2 separate regions of the Homo sapiens genome follow, and region 2 is linked to region 1. Evidence: read pairs that join two places in POLR2A ChIA-PET (ENCODE). Cell type or tissue: HCT116. All regions are shown on one strand. Links, peaks and the distances in the headings refer to the core of each region. The heading gives the core; the rest is flanking DNA.

Region 1 (6,816 bases), core at 1,425-5,424:
ATTCTGGGTGAGCTGGGAAGGCCGTAAGGGGCAAATGGGGACTTGGAGTCTGGTGGGGGACAGGGCTCCAGATGGAACTGTTCATCTCTTGGGAACACCCTGACGCCCCCATCTCTGTACCCACAGGAGTGATTGGTCTATTCACCATCCCCCTGCTGTACCGGCAGCACCAGGTGAGTGTGACACCCTCAGTTGTCAGCACCCCAGCTAAACATGGGGGTCTGACCATCTCCTTCCAGAACCGGGGTCCCATTGACAGATGTCCCGGCCAGACACAGGTGTCCTGGCTGCAGCACCTTCCCAATACAACCAGAGTCTAAGTAACATGTCTTATCAGCATCAGCCAGGGACAGGCTTTTTGTTTGTTTTTGTTTTGTTTTGGGTTTTCTTTGAGACAGAGTCTTGCTCTGTTGCCCAGGCTGGAGTGCAGTGGTGTGATCTCGGCTCACTGCAACCTCCGTTTCCTGGGCTCAAGCAAGTCTCCTGCCTCAATCTCTGAGTAGCTGGGATTACAGGCATATGGCCACCGTGCCCGGCTAATTTTTGTATTTTTAGCAGAGACGGAGTTTTGCCATGCTGGCCAGGCTGGTCTCAAACTCCTAACCTCAAGTGATCTGCCCACCTTGGCCTCCCAAAGTGCTGGGATTACAGGCGTGAGCCACTGTGCCTAGCCTTTGCTGCCTTTTTTTTTTTTTTTTTTTGAGATGGAGTCTCGCTCTGTTGCCCAGACTGGAGTGCAGTGGCACGATCTTGGCTCACTGCAGCCTCTGCCTCCCAGGTTCAAGCGATTCTCCTGCCTCAGCTTCCCGAGTAGCTGGGATCACAGGTGCCTGCCACCATGCCTGGCTAATTTTTTGTATTTTTAGTAGAGACCGGGTTTCACCATGCTGGCCAGGCTGGTCTCCAACTCCCGACCTCAGGTGATCTGCCCGCGTTGGCCTCCCAAAGTGCTGAGATTGGCCTTCACTCTTGATTTTAACTGACATGTCAGTTAAATGCTACTGCATTCCAGCCTGGGTGACAGAGCAAGAGTCTGTCTCAAAAAAAAAAAAAAAAAAAACCAAAAAATAAAAAATAAAAACATAAAAATAAAATCAAGAGTGGGATGGCTGTTGCCCACAAGACTGACATTAGCAGGACTGCTGACATCCATCCTATCCAGAGACAGGCGGATGGACTGACAGCCCCTTCTCCAGCACAGCTGGGAGCCACATGATAATATGCCCTGCCAGTTAGTCCTAACTCTGTCCTTCACAGGCTGGAATCACCAAGACTCACAATTAAACTGTATTTAAATCAGGCCAGGCACAGTGGCTCACAACTGTAATCCCGGCACTTTGGGAGGTTGAGACAGGAGAATTGCTTGAGGCCAGAAGTTCAAGACCAGCCTCGGCAACATAGTAAGACCCCCATCTCTACAAAAAGGTTAAAAACTAGCCAGGTGTGGTGGCACACACCTATAGTCCCAGTTACTCTGAAAGCTGAAGCAAGAGGATGAGTTGAACCCTAGGAGGTAGAGGCTGCAGTGAGCTGTGATCATGCCACTGCACTCCAGCCTGGGCAACAGAGCAAGACCCTATCTAAAAAAAAAAAAAAAAAAAAAAAAAAAAAGGCTGGGCATGGTGGCTCACGCTTGTGATCCCAGCTTTGGGAGGCTGAGGCAGGCGGATCACTTGAGGTCAGGAGTTCGAGACCAGCCTGGCCAACATGGTAAAACCCTGTCTGTATTAAAAATCCAAAAATTAGCAAGGCTTGGTGGTGTCCACCTGTAATCCCAGCTACTCGGGAGGCTGAGGCAGGAGAATCGCTTGAACCCGGGAGGCAGTGGTGGCAGTGAGCTGAGATTGCACCACTGCAGTCCAGCCTGGGCCACAGAACAAGACTCCGTCTCAGGAAAAAAAAAAAAAGAAAGAAAGAAAAAGAAAAAAAAAAGAACAAGAAAAAAATAAATAAATAATCCAAAAATTAGCCGGGCATGTTGGTGCACACCTGTAATCCCAGCTATTCGGGAGGCTGAGGCAGGAGAATCGCTTGAACTCAGGAGGCTGAGGTTGCAGAGAACCGAGATCATGCCACTGCACTCCAGGCTGGGTGACAGAGCGAGACCCTGTCTCAAAAAAATAAATACAAATAAATAAATAATTTTTTAAAAAACACGAGTATATAAATCAATCCACTCAGGGACTCGGTGACCAATGCCAGTGCCTTCTGTTCTCACCCTACCCCACAACACACACGTATGCAAACTCACTCAAAGATTAACCATCGTGCCCAGGACACGGCCTCACTGCCAGATACTTGTGCGTTCCACCTGACATCACTCTCCATACAGAGTATGGCCCAACTCACTGACCCTATAACTGGCATCTCTGGCATCTAATGTATTCTATGAAGTTTAGAGCCGGGGGTGGCGTGGTGGGCCACTCTTCACAACTCCTAATTTGGAGGTTGGGGAGGAAGCAGCCTCCTATGTGACTAAAGAGAAGAAACCCCTCCAATCCCTTCTTTCACCTTTCTTTGGTCTCCCCAGGCTCAGATCGACCAATATGTGGGGTTGGTGACCAATCAGTTGAGCCACATCAAAGCTAAGTAAGAGCATGGGGCGGAGGTCGATGGGAGGGGGAAGTGGGGGAGCTTGGGAACCTTTCCTTTCTACTCTCGCTGTCCGCAAATCTCCTGGGGTAATGTCCCCTTGAAAAGGCTGAGGAGGCAATTCCAATGTAGGCCACTAGGTGGAGGGCAGGAGCTGGCTTCGGGCTCTTGGTCAGTTTCCCACCCAGCTTTCCCCGTTGTCCCCAGATGCCCACCCCGCGTCTCTTGCCCCACCTCGTGATCCCACCTGTTTCTCCTTCAGGATCCGAGCTAAAATCCCAGGGACCGGAGCCCTGGCCTCTGCAGCAGCCGCAGTCTCCGGATCCAAAGCCAAAGCCGAATGAGAACGGTGTCTCTGCCCGCAGGACGCCTGCCCCCAGCCCCCGCAGCCCTCTGGCCCCCTCCATCTCTTGTCCGTTCCCACCCACCCCCCTCCTCGGCCCGAGCCTTTTCCCGGTGGGTGTCAGGATCACTCCCACTAGGGACTCTGCGCTAATTACCTGAGCGACCAGGACTACATTTCCCAAGAGGCTCTGCTCCAGGAGTCCAGGAAAGACGAGGCACCTTGGCCGCGGGGCCTGCTGGGACTTGTAGTTGCCTAGACAGGGCACCACCCTGCACTTCCGGACCCGCCGCTGGAGGCGCCGTGAGGCGTTGGTGTCTCCTGGATGCTACTAGCCCCAACGCCGGGGCTTTGCATGGGGCCCAGGGGAGGCCTGAGCTTGGATTTACACTGTAATAAAGACTCCTGTGGAAAACCCGAGGCCTCTTGTGCTTCCAGAACCCTCCAGTTGTTCACCTTTCTGCACTGAAAGGCACTTAAGTGACACTCCAGGAGAACCTTCCCCATCTCTGGAGAAGGAGCTCCCTCTGCCATCTGTGTAGGTTATGAAATGATTGAGGGGAGGCCGGGCGCAGTGGCTCACGCCTGTAATCCCAGCACTTTGGGAGGCCGAGGAGGGCGGATCACTTGAGACCAGAAGTTCAAGACCAGCCTGGCCAACATGGTGAAACCTCATCTCTACTAAAAATACAAAATTTAGCCGGGTGTGGTGGTGCATGCCTGTAATCACAGCTACTCGGGAGGCTGAGGCATGAGAGTCGCTTGAATCTGGGAGATGGAGGTTGTAGTGAGCCAAGATTGCGCCACTGCACTCCAGCCTCGGCGACAGAGCGAGATTCTGTCTCAAAAAAAAAAAAAAGAAAGAAATGATTGAGGGGAAGATGCTGACAGACCACCCATTCCAGGGTTAGCCAAGCCTTGGCAGCCACTTCCCATGCCTGTGCTCAAGGCAGACATCACTAATGGATCCCACACCCTGCCTACTGTGCAGCCACCTCAACTGAGCCCAAACCCACGTGTCCAACGGCCTCTGGATGCCCCTTCCACCCTAAATCTAACCAAACGTCTTCTTCATCCTACCTGATTTCCAACTCAGAGATGTTTTCACTGCCCACGGTGTCACCAGGCCAGACACCCAGGTATGGCTCTGGACTTCTACACACTCACCTCCCACAAACAATCAGTCACAATGCTGTGTCTATCCTGCCTCACAAACTTCTCTCATCCACCCACGTCTCCCCACCCTGATTGCCTCGGGAACAAATACAGGGCCTCCCTGGACTTCCAGTTTCAACACTAATCTGAGGCCTGGCATGATGACTCACATCTGTGATCCCAACACTTCGGGAGGCCAATGTGGGAAGATCACTTGAGGCCAAAAGTTCGAGACCACCCTGAGCAACATAACAAGACCCCCGTCTCTAAAAAAAAAAAAAATTTATCCGGGCGTGGTGGTGCATGCCTGTAGTCCCAGGTACTTGGGAGGCTAAGACAGGAAAATTGCTTGAGGCCAGGAGTTCGAGGTTACAGAGAGCTATGATCACACCACTGCACTTCAGCCTGAGTTACAGAGGGAGACCCTGTCTCTAAACAAAAACAAAAACAAAACACAAAAAAACTACATACTGGGCGTAGTGGCTCACGCCTGTAATCCCAGCACTTTGGGAGGCCAAGGTGGGCAGATCACTGAGGTCAGGAGTTCCAGACCAGCCTGACCAACATGATGAAACTCCATCTCTACTAAAAATACAAAAATTAGCTGGGTGTGGCGGCGCATACCTGTAATCCCAGCTACTCGGGAGCCTGAGGCAGGAGAATCACTTGAACCCAGGAGGCAGAGGTTGCAGTGAGCCAGGATCATGCCGCTGCACTCCAGCCTGGGCAACAGGGCGAGACTCTATCAAAAAACAGCAACAACAAGAACAACAACAAAAAAGACAACTAAACTCGGAAAGGATGAAGCAAAGGGACCCGTGGGGAGACTGGGAGAACACTGAGGTCTAAAGATCCACAGACTTGGGTTTGAATCCTGGCTCTACTACCCCTTCGCTGTATGACCTTGAGCATATGACTTCATCTCTCAAAGCCTCAGTTTCCTCAAATGGAAAACTTATTAGGCCGGGCACGATGGCTCACGTCTGCAATCCCAGCACTTTGGAAGGCCAAGGAGGGAGGATCACTTAAGGCCAGGAGTTCGAGACAAGTTTGGGCAACATAGACCTCATCTCTACAAAAAAATTAAGTAAGAAAAAAAGAGGCCAGGTGCAGTGGCTCACACCTGTAATCCCAGCCTTTGGGAGGCCAAGGAAGGTGGATCACCTGAGGTCAGGAGTTCAAGACAAGCCTCGCCAACATGGTAAAACCTCGTCCCTACTAAAAATACCGGATGTGGTGGTGGGCACCTGTAAGACCAGCTACACGGGAGGCTGAGGCAGGAGAATCACTTGAACTAAGGAGGTGGAGGTTGTAGTGAGCTGAGATTGTGTCACTGCACTCCAGACAGGGCGACAGAGCAAGACCCTGTTTCAAAAAAAAAGAAAAGAAAAAGAAGAAAACTGTCAACCATAACTATACCTACATGTAAAGCCCTTGGCATTGGGCCTGGCATATAATAAATGCACAGTAAGGAGTTATAATATTGTTTCCCAAACCTCAGTCATTCCCCACATGACCTTCATCTTTCTACAACCTGTTCTGCTATTTATCTAATATTTTTCTTGAAAATTGGTTTAATATTTAATAATATAATAACAAATGTATTTTAAGAAGAAAGGTTACCTTGCCACCAGAAACCAGTATTGCTTGCCAGAAATAGAAGACAATAGTAAAAATAAACACAAAAATATTGACGTTTAAAATGTTTGTGCAGCCAGGCGCAGTGGCTCACGCCTGTAATCTCAGCACTTTAGGAGGCCAAGGCACGTGGATCACCTGAGGTCGGGAGTTGGAGACCAGCCTGACCAACATGGAGAAACCATGTCTCTACTAAAAATACAAAATTGGCCGGGCGTGGTGGTGCATGCCTGTAATCCCAGCTACTTGGGAGGCTGAGGCAGGAAAATCGCTTGAACCCGGGAGGCGGAAGTTGCAGTGAGCCGAGATCACACCACTGCACTCCAGCCTGAGCAACAAGAGGGAAACTCCATCTCAAAAAAAAGCCGGGCTCGGTGGCTTACGCCTGTAATCCCAGCACTTTGGGAGGCCGAGGCGGGCAGATCATGAGGTCAGGAGATCGAGACCATCCTGGCTAACACGGTGAAACCCCGTCTCTACTAAAAATACAAAAAAATTAGCCGGGAGTGGTGGCGGGCGCCTGTAGTTCCAGCTACTAGGGAGGCTGAGGCAGGAGAATGGCGTGAACCTGGGAGGCAGAGCTTGCAGTGAGCCAAGATCGCGCCACTACACTCCAGCCTGGGCGACAGAGCGAGACTGCGTCTCAAAACAAAAAACCAAAAAAAAGAAACAAAAAAAAAAAAAACTCACTTGTTCGTCATACACACGTCACATATTAGGAGACAGATAACGGTGTTCCAAGGAGTCCTTACATCCTCAGAATTTGTATACAGAGGTGCCTAGCAGCAACTATCTAATTAAAACAAAGAGGGTTTAGGGGATATATCTTGAATCTGGATTTGCCAAGCAGAGGGAATACTTTTTTTTTCTTTTTTTCTTTTCTTTCTTTCTTTTTTTTTTTTTTGAGACAGAGTCTCACTATGTTGCCCAGGCTTGTCTCTAACTCCTGGGCTCAAGCTATCCGCTCATCTCGGCCTCCCAAAGTGCTGGGATTACAGCGCCTGTCCAAAACTTTCTAAAGATACTCTTAGTTAAACTTCCCATAAGACAAAATGTTTATTGATCTATCACAAAAAGTGGTGGAAGAG
Region 2 (6,816 bases), core at 895-4,894, 110 kb before region 1:
TCGTTCAAATACTGCATGTTACGGAGCTGATATCGCATTCTAGCAAGGACGTTCCGGTCTGTGATGTGATGACTATAAAGCCTGTGCCCCCTTTTACAGAAGGGAGAAACTGAGGCTCCTGGAGACCTAATTCTCTAAATGTCACAGGAGGAAGGGAGAGACTAGGGGCAGAGAGATGGGGAGAGAGAGGGCAGAGGAGAGGGGAGGGAGGTTATTTTGAGTGACTTGGTCTGGGTGGGAGGTTTCAAGTGGAAGGGAGGGACTGGATCACACTGTTCCAGCCTGGAGTACGCCCCCACCCATCCCATCTCCACAGGACCCACAAGCTTCTGCCCAAGAGTCTGGGGTGGGGGAGGCAGCTCTGCCGCTGAGGACCCCACAGGGGGCAGGACTTACTGAGCACGACTCAGCCCTGACCTTTCAAAGTCAATTAAGAAGCGGATAGATCTTGCCCTTTCCAGCTCTCCCCTGACCACCTCTTCCCCTGGGAATGGACTCCTCTCCCTCCCTTCCCCCTCCTCCCCATGCCCTTGTTTGAGCCTGGGGTGGGGTGGGGCAGCCTCATGGGCAGAGAGTATGTTTTTACTCCATGCCTCTGGCCTCTGCAAAGCTTCTGGAATGGTTTTTGCCATTGGCAAATGGCTCTGTGCTCCCTGACCATGACCTTGGTAATTTATTGAGCACCTACTGTATGCTGGGCCTGTCCTGGATGCTGGGGATACAGCAGTCAACAAGGCACACAAAGTCTCTGCCCTCCTGGACAACCTATTCTAGGCAGACAGACACAAACAAAACAGGGTGATGTGAGGAGAGGGTCCTGGGGCAGGGGAGAGTCGGGGACTGAATGGAGAGGGACTCCCGAGGAAGTGAAGGAGGGAACGGAGCTACTCAGACTATCTGAAGGAAGAGCAGTGGCTCACATCTGTAATCCCAGCACTTTGAGAGGCCAAGGTGGGTGGATCACTGGAGAACAGGAGTTCGAGACCAACCTGGCCAACATGGTAAAACCCCATCTCTACTAAAAATACAAAAATTAGCTGGGCATGGTGGTGCACACCTGTAATCCCAACTACTCAGGAAGCCAAGGCAGGAGACTCACTTGAACCCAGGTGGCGGAGGTTTCAGTGAGCCGAGATCGTGCCACTGCACTCCAGCCTGGGCGACAGAGTAAGATTCTGTCTCCAAAAAAAAAAAAGAGCATTCCAGACTGAGAGTATGGTAAGTGTGCAAAGGTTTGAGGCTGGAAAGAAGGTCACTCACTGGCCTTGAGACTGCTGAGGCAGGAAGGAGAGGTGAGTGAGATTGGCTAGGCTGCCCCAGCAGGTCAGACAGAACCTTGTGACTCCGGATGAGGAGTCTGGATTTTACCGCAAGTCCATTCAGAAGCCATTGGAGGGTTTCAAGCAGGGAAGTAACAAGAACTAGGCTGCATGTGGTGGCTCATGCCTGTAATCCCAGCACTTTGGGAGGCCAAGGCAGGAAGATCTTTTGAGCCCAGGAGTTGGAGACCGGCCTGGGCAACATGGGGAAACCCCATCTCCACAAAAAATAGAACGATTAGCCAGGTGTGGTGGCACACACCTGTAGTCCCAGCCACTTACGAGGCTGAGGTGGGAGGATGGCTTGAGCCCATGAGGTCAAGACTGCAGTGAGTCAAGATTGCACTACTGCATGACAGAGTGAGACCCTGTCTCAAAAAAAAGAAAGAAAGAAAGAAAAGAAAAGAAGAAAAGAAAGAGCTGATTTTCATGATAGAAAGATCTTGCCCGGGCGCGGTGGCTCACGCCTGTAATCCCAGCACTTTGGGAGGCCAAGGTGGGTGGATCACCTGAGGTCAGGAGTTCGAGACCAGCCTCACCAACATGGAGAAACCCTGTCTCTACTAAAAATACAAAATTAGCTGAGCGTGGTGACGCATGCCTGTAATCCCAGCTACTCCAGAGGAAGAGGCAGGAGAATCACTTGAACCCGGGAGGTAGAGGTTGTGGTGAGCCAAGATTGGGACATTGCACTCCAGCCTAGGTGACAAGAGTGAAACTCTCCATCTCAAAAAAAAAAAAAAAAAGAAGAAAAGAAAAGAAAGATCTTTCTGGCTGCCATATGGGAAGTGATTTGAAGGAAGCCAGAGTAGCCCAGAAAAGCAATGGTGATGCTACTGCAATGATCCCAGCGAGTGATGACGCTGATGCTGACGCAGAGTGGACAGTGGCAGGCGTTTGAGAGAGACGCACACAGATTCAGGAAGCACTGGGGAGGTGGAGCCCAGAGGACTTTCCCATGGAAAGATGCTCTGGCATCTGGGAGGCTCCCATGGACCTCCTTCCGTCCCCTCTCTGGGGATTGGTTTCCTCATTTGTCAATAGACTCCACCTTAAACTCCATTTTTAACATGTTTTAAAAGTGCATCCTGGGGATTCTTCAGAGGTGGCCTCTCCACCCCCACCTTGTTTCACCAGAGCAGCTAGCAGCTCACCCTTTTCACTGTTTTAGATTGGTTTCTGGTTAAGATCTTGTTGGGGGAAAAAAAAAAAAAGCCAGGTTTCACGTCCAAAAGAACTAAACCAAAAGACCCCTGGATGGAATGGCTCCTGAAGCTGCCTGTGACTCTGGACTTGGCTCTGCTTCTCTGCGGGGTTGATGATAGTCAGGGGCTTGGTCCATGAATATCCTTTGCCCTGTGTATGCAGATCTTCCCAGAACAAAGTGGGTGACAGGCTCAAGGTTCTCACTCAGGAAAATTGCGGGGGAAAGGGCAGAGACAGTGAAGAGAGTGGTCCCTGAGGGAGGAGACTGCTGGCGCTAACCCCAGGGCTTCCCCATGCTCCCTGATCTTGATCTTGACCTTGACTGTTCCCAGCAGCTCCTGGCTCTCCCCTTTCCCTTACTCCTCTGCAGCTTTGGTTCCCAGTCCCCACTGGCAGCCCAGGGCCCTTTTCTGTCCAGTTATTTTTTATTTATTTATTTATTTATTTATTTATTTATTTATTTATTTAGAGATGGAGTTCGCTCTTGTTGCCCAGGCTGTAGTGCAATGGCACCATCTCAGCTCACTGCAACCTCTGCCTCCCGGGTTCAAGCAATTCTCCCACCTCAGCCTCCCAAGTAGCTGGGATTACAGGCATGTGCCGCCACACCTAGCTTATTTTGTATTTTTAGTAGAGACAGGGCTTCTCCATGTTGGTCAGGCTGGTCTCGAACTCCCGACCTCAGGTGATCCTCCCGCCTTGGCCTCCCAAAGTGCTGGGATTACAGGCGTGAGCCACCGTGCCTGGACTTCTTTTTTTTGAGATGGAGTTCCTCTCTTGTCTCCCAGGCTGGAGTGCAGTGATGCTATCTCAGCTCACTGCAACCTCTGCCTCCTGGGCTCAAGCAATCCTCTCGCCTCAGCATCCCGAGTAGCTGGGATTACAGGTATGTGCCACCACGCCCAGCTAATTTTTGTATTTTTAGTAGAGACAGGGTTTCACCATGTTGGCCAGGCTGATCTTGAACTCCTGACCTCAGGCGATCCTCCCGCCTTGGCCTCCCAAAGTGCTGGGATTACAGGCATGAGCCACTGTGCCTGGCCTGTCCAGTTATTCTGGGGTGGAAACTGAAGCACAGGCTGGAGATGAGGACTGAGAGCAGAGATGGCTGCACTCTAGACATCAGGACCTTGGACAGGTCTTGGAACAGCTCTGTGCCTCAGTTTGTCAAAGAGAAAGAACAACTACTTTCCTCATAGGAGTCTTGAAAATTTCAAAGAAGTAATATCCATAAATTGGCCGGGCATGGTGGCTCACTCCTATAATCCTAGCATTTTGGGAGGCCAAGGTGGGAGGATCTCTTTTTTTTTTTTTTTTTTTTTGAGACGGAGTCTGGCTCTGTCACCCCCGCTGGAGTGCAATGGCGTGATCTCAGCTCACTGCAACCTTCGCCTCCCAGGTTCAAGCGATTATCCTGCCTCAGCCTCCTGAGTAGCTGGGACTACAGGTGTGCGCCACCATGCCCAGCTAATTTTTGTATTTTTAGTAGAGACAGGGTTTCACCATTTTGGCCAGGATGGTTTTGATCTCTTGACCTCATGATCCGCCCGCCTCAGCCTCCCAAAGTGCTGCGATTACAGGGAAGGATCTCTTGAGCTCAGGAGTTCAAGAGACCAGCCTGGGCAACACAGGAAGACCTGCATCTATTTTATATATATATATATATATATATATATATATTTTTTTTTTTTTTTTTTAAGCCAGGCATGGTGGTGCATGCCTGTGTTCCCAGCTACTTGGGAGGCTGAGGCAGGAGGATCACTGGAAGCCCAGGAGGTTGAGGCTGCTGTGAGCTGTGATCGTGCTACTGCATTCTAGTCTGGACAAAAGAGCAAGACCCTGTCTCAAAAAATAAATAAATAAAAAGAAATAATATGCATAAAAATGCCTGGAATGGGATCTGCTATGTAGTAGGGCTCAATTAACGTTTGCTGTTATTATCCTTGTTGACAAGAATGGGATTCTTGGGTAAGGAGTGGGAGGCTGGCCCCAGCCCTGGCCCTATTGCTGCCATGCTGTGCATCCTTAGGGAGGTGACTCAGCCTCTCTGGGCCCCTTCTCCCTGTCTGTGACATGATAGAGTTAGACTAGTCTGGCATTTCCTGAAGCATGATATGATACCTGTGCCAGTTTTACAGGAATTCTGCAGGAAAATGCTAAAATCTGAGTTGGGTCATTTTTTTCCCTTTTTCTCTTTCTTTCTTTCCTTTTTTTTTTCTTTTTTTTCTTTTCTTCTTTTTTTTTTGAGACAGAGTTTTACTCTTTTGCCCAGGCTGGAGTGCAGTGGTGCGATCTCAGCTCACTGCAACCTCCGCCTTTTGGTTTCAAGCAATTCTCCTGCCTCAGCCTCCTGTGTAGCTGGGATTACAGGCACGTGCCACCACATCCAGCTAATTTTTGTATTTTTAGTAGAGATGGGGTTTCACCATGTTGGCCAGGCTGTTCTTGAACTCCTGACCTCGTGATCTGCCTGCCTCGGCCTCCCAAAGTTCTGGGATTACAGGTGCGAGCCACCACACCCTACCTTTTTTTTTTTTTTTTTTTTTGAGACAGGGTCTCACTCTGTTGCCCAAGCTGGAGTGCCGTGGTGTGATTATAGCTCACTACAGCCTGAATCCCCTGGGATCAAGTGATCCTCCTACCTCAGCCTCCCCAGTAGCTGTGACTACAGGTATGTACCACCACACCTGGCTAATATTTTTATTTTTATTTTTTGTAGAGACTGGGTCTCACTGCATTGCCCAGGCTGGTCTTGAACTCCTAGGCTCAAGCGAACCTCCCACCTCGGCCTCCCAAAGTGTTGAGATTACAGGCATGAGCCACTGCACCCGGCCTGAGTTGGGTCTTTATTCTAATATCTGTCAGGGGAAAATATGCCTGACACCTCAAATCTGTGTTTTCAGAGAGTGGTTGCTTAGGATGGGGCTGAAGTAGGCATTGTTGGGGTGTCCAGTCTCTGCAGTTCACAGCAATTATGGTGAGGAGTGTGGGGAGAAGAAGGTTGGAGTGTCCATGACTCCCTCACTGCTGTCCTCTCTCCCAACAGGCACTGCAGTCAGCGGTGAACTGACTTCATCCCAATCCCTCAGCCCCCACCAGGACCAGTCTGGAGTCCCTCCCCTGCCCCCATTGAAATTTCCCTTCCGTCCCCAAACTTACCTCTGATCTAGACCTTACTCACCTCCTTCCTGTTTCCTAAGACTCCTTCCTGCCGTCCACAGACCGAGCCTTTTATCTTTGTCCACCCTGTGCCAGACACCTCCTTTTCCAGAACCTTCTCCTTACTGGTGACCTTACTTATCTCTGTTGCTTTCTGGGGTCCTAGGAAATGCCAGCACTCCCACCCACATTGCCTGAACTTTCCAACACTCCCTAACTGCGCTGTGTCCTATCTCAACACTTTCTCATGTATTTCTTGTGTCTTCTAGAACATTCCCCCGCCATTATTACTTCAATATGGCTACACATACTTCCTAATTGCCCTGCAAACCATCTCCTTCTCACCATTGCCCAGCGATGCTTTCGTCTCCTCCATAAACACTCCCGGAGACCAATTTTTGTGTCACCCCCATACTCCCTCGTTGACACACTGACTCCATACATAACCTCCTTGAAAAACCTCTTTATTAATCTCACCATCCTCCAGACTTCCCTCCTGTCATAATTCCATCCCTCCTCCAACTTTTCCCTCTCAAGCTCTGCCCTTCCCAGCCCAGCCCAGCCTACCCAACCTCATCTCTTCCCTGTAGACCACATCCCACCATGTTCCCCTGAGCCTCCAAGGAAGGGGCTCAGGGGGCCCCATGGCCTCCCGCTCCCTGTGGCCCCACAGCCCCCGTGGGCCAGGGGAAGCGCCCCAGAAGCCGAAGTGCCCACCATGGGCAACCACACGTGGGAGGGCTGCCACGTGGACTCGCGCGTGGACCACCTCTTTCCGCCATCCCTCTACATCTTTGTCATCGGCGTGGGGCTGCCCACCAACTGCCTGGCTCTGTGGGCGGCCTACCGCCAGGTGCAACAGCGCAACGAGCTGGGCGTCTACCTGATGAACCTCAGCATCGCCGACCTGCTGTACATCTGCACGCTGCCGCTGTGGGTGGACTACTTCCTGCACCACGACAACTGGATCCACGGCCCCGGGTCCTGCAAGCTCTTTGGGTTCATCTTCTACACCAATATCTACATCAGCATCGCCTTCCTGTGCTGCATCTCGGTGGACCGCTACCTGGCTGTGGCCCACCCACTCCGCTTCGCCCGCCTGCGCCGCGTCAAGACCGCCGTGGCCGTGAGC

The links. Peaks named below come from ENCODE experiments on the same cell type or tissue, not always from the same donor. Only the 100,000 strongest peaks of a DNase experiment are listed, where the experiment ranks them.
Region 2: POLR2A ChIA-PET joins it to region 1 with 5 read pairs; 11 of 35 experiments call an interaction of 5 or more read pairs at or near these places.

What each region holds. Positions count from the first base shown.
Region 1 is chr19:45,481,828-45,488,643 of GRCh38, reverse strand. It overlaps RTN2 (reticulon 2), which reads left to right. Exons shown (of 11, transcript NM_005619.5): 8 at 1-7; 9 at 127-173; 10 at 2,531-2,589; 11 at 2,855-3,350. The coding sequence ends at 2,936. Among named protein-coding and RNA genes, the nearest start is that of TRU-TCA1-1, 6.5 kb to the right of the region's middle. In HCT116, for the core only: CTCF peaks have their summits at 2,718 (motif pointing right) and 3,236; DNase peaks (open chromatin) are centred at 2,723 and 3,163; H3K4me3 peaks cover 1,150 bases; H3K27ac peaks cover 2,099 bases.
Region 2 is chr19:45,591,453-45,598,268 of GRCh38, reverse strand. It overlaps GPR4 (G protein-coupled receptor 4), which reads left to right. Exons shown (of 2, transcript NM_005282.3): 2 at 5,572-6,816. The coding sequence starts at 6,403. Among named protein-coding and RNA genes, the nearest start is that of GPR4, 7.4 kb to the left of the region's middle. RefSeq lists enhancers at 1-255, 256-893. In HCT116, for the core only: no CTCF peak of the experiment used is centred there; no DNase peak of the experiment used is centred there; H3K27me3 peaks cover 59 bases.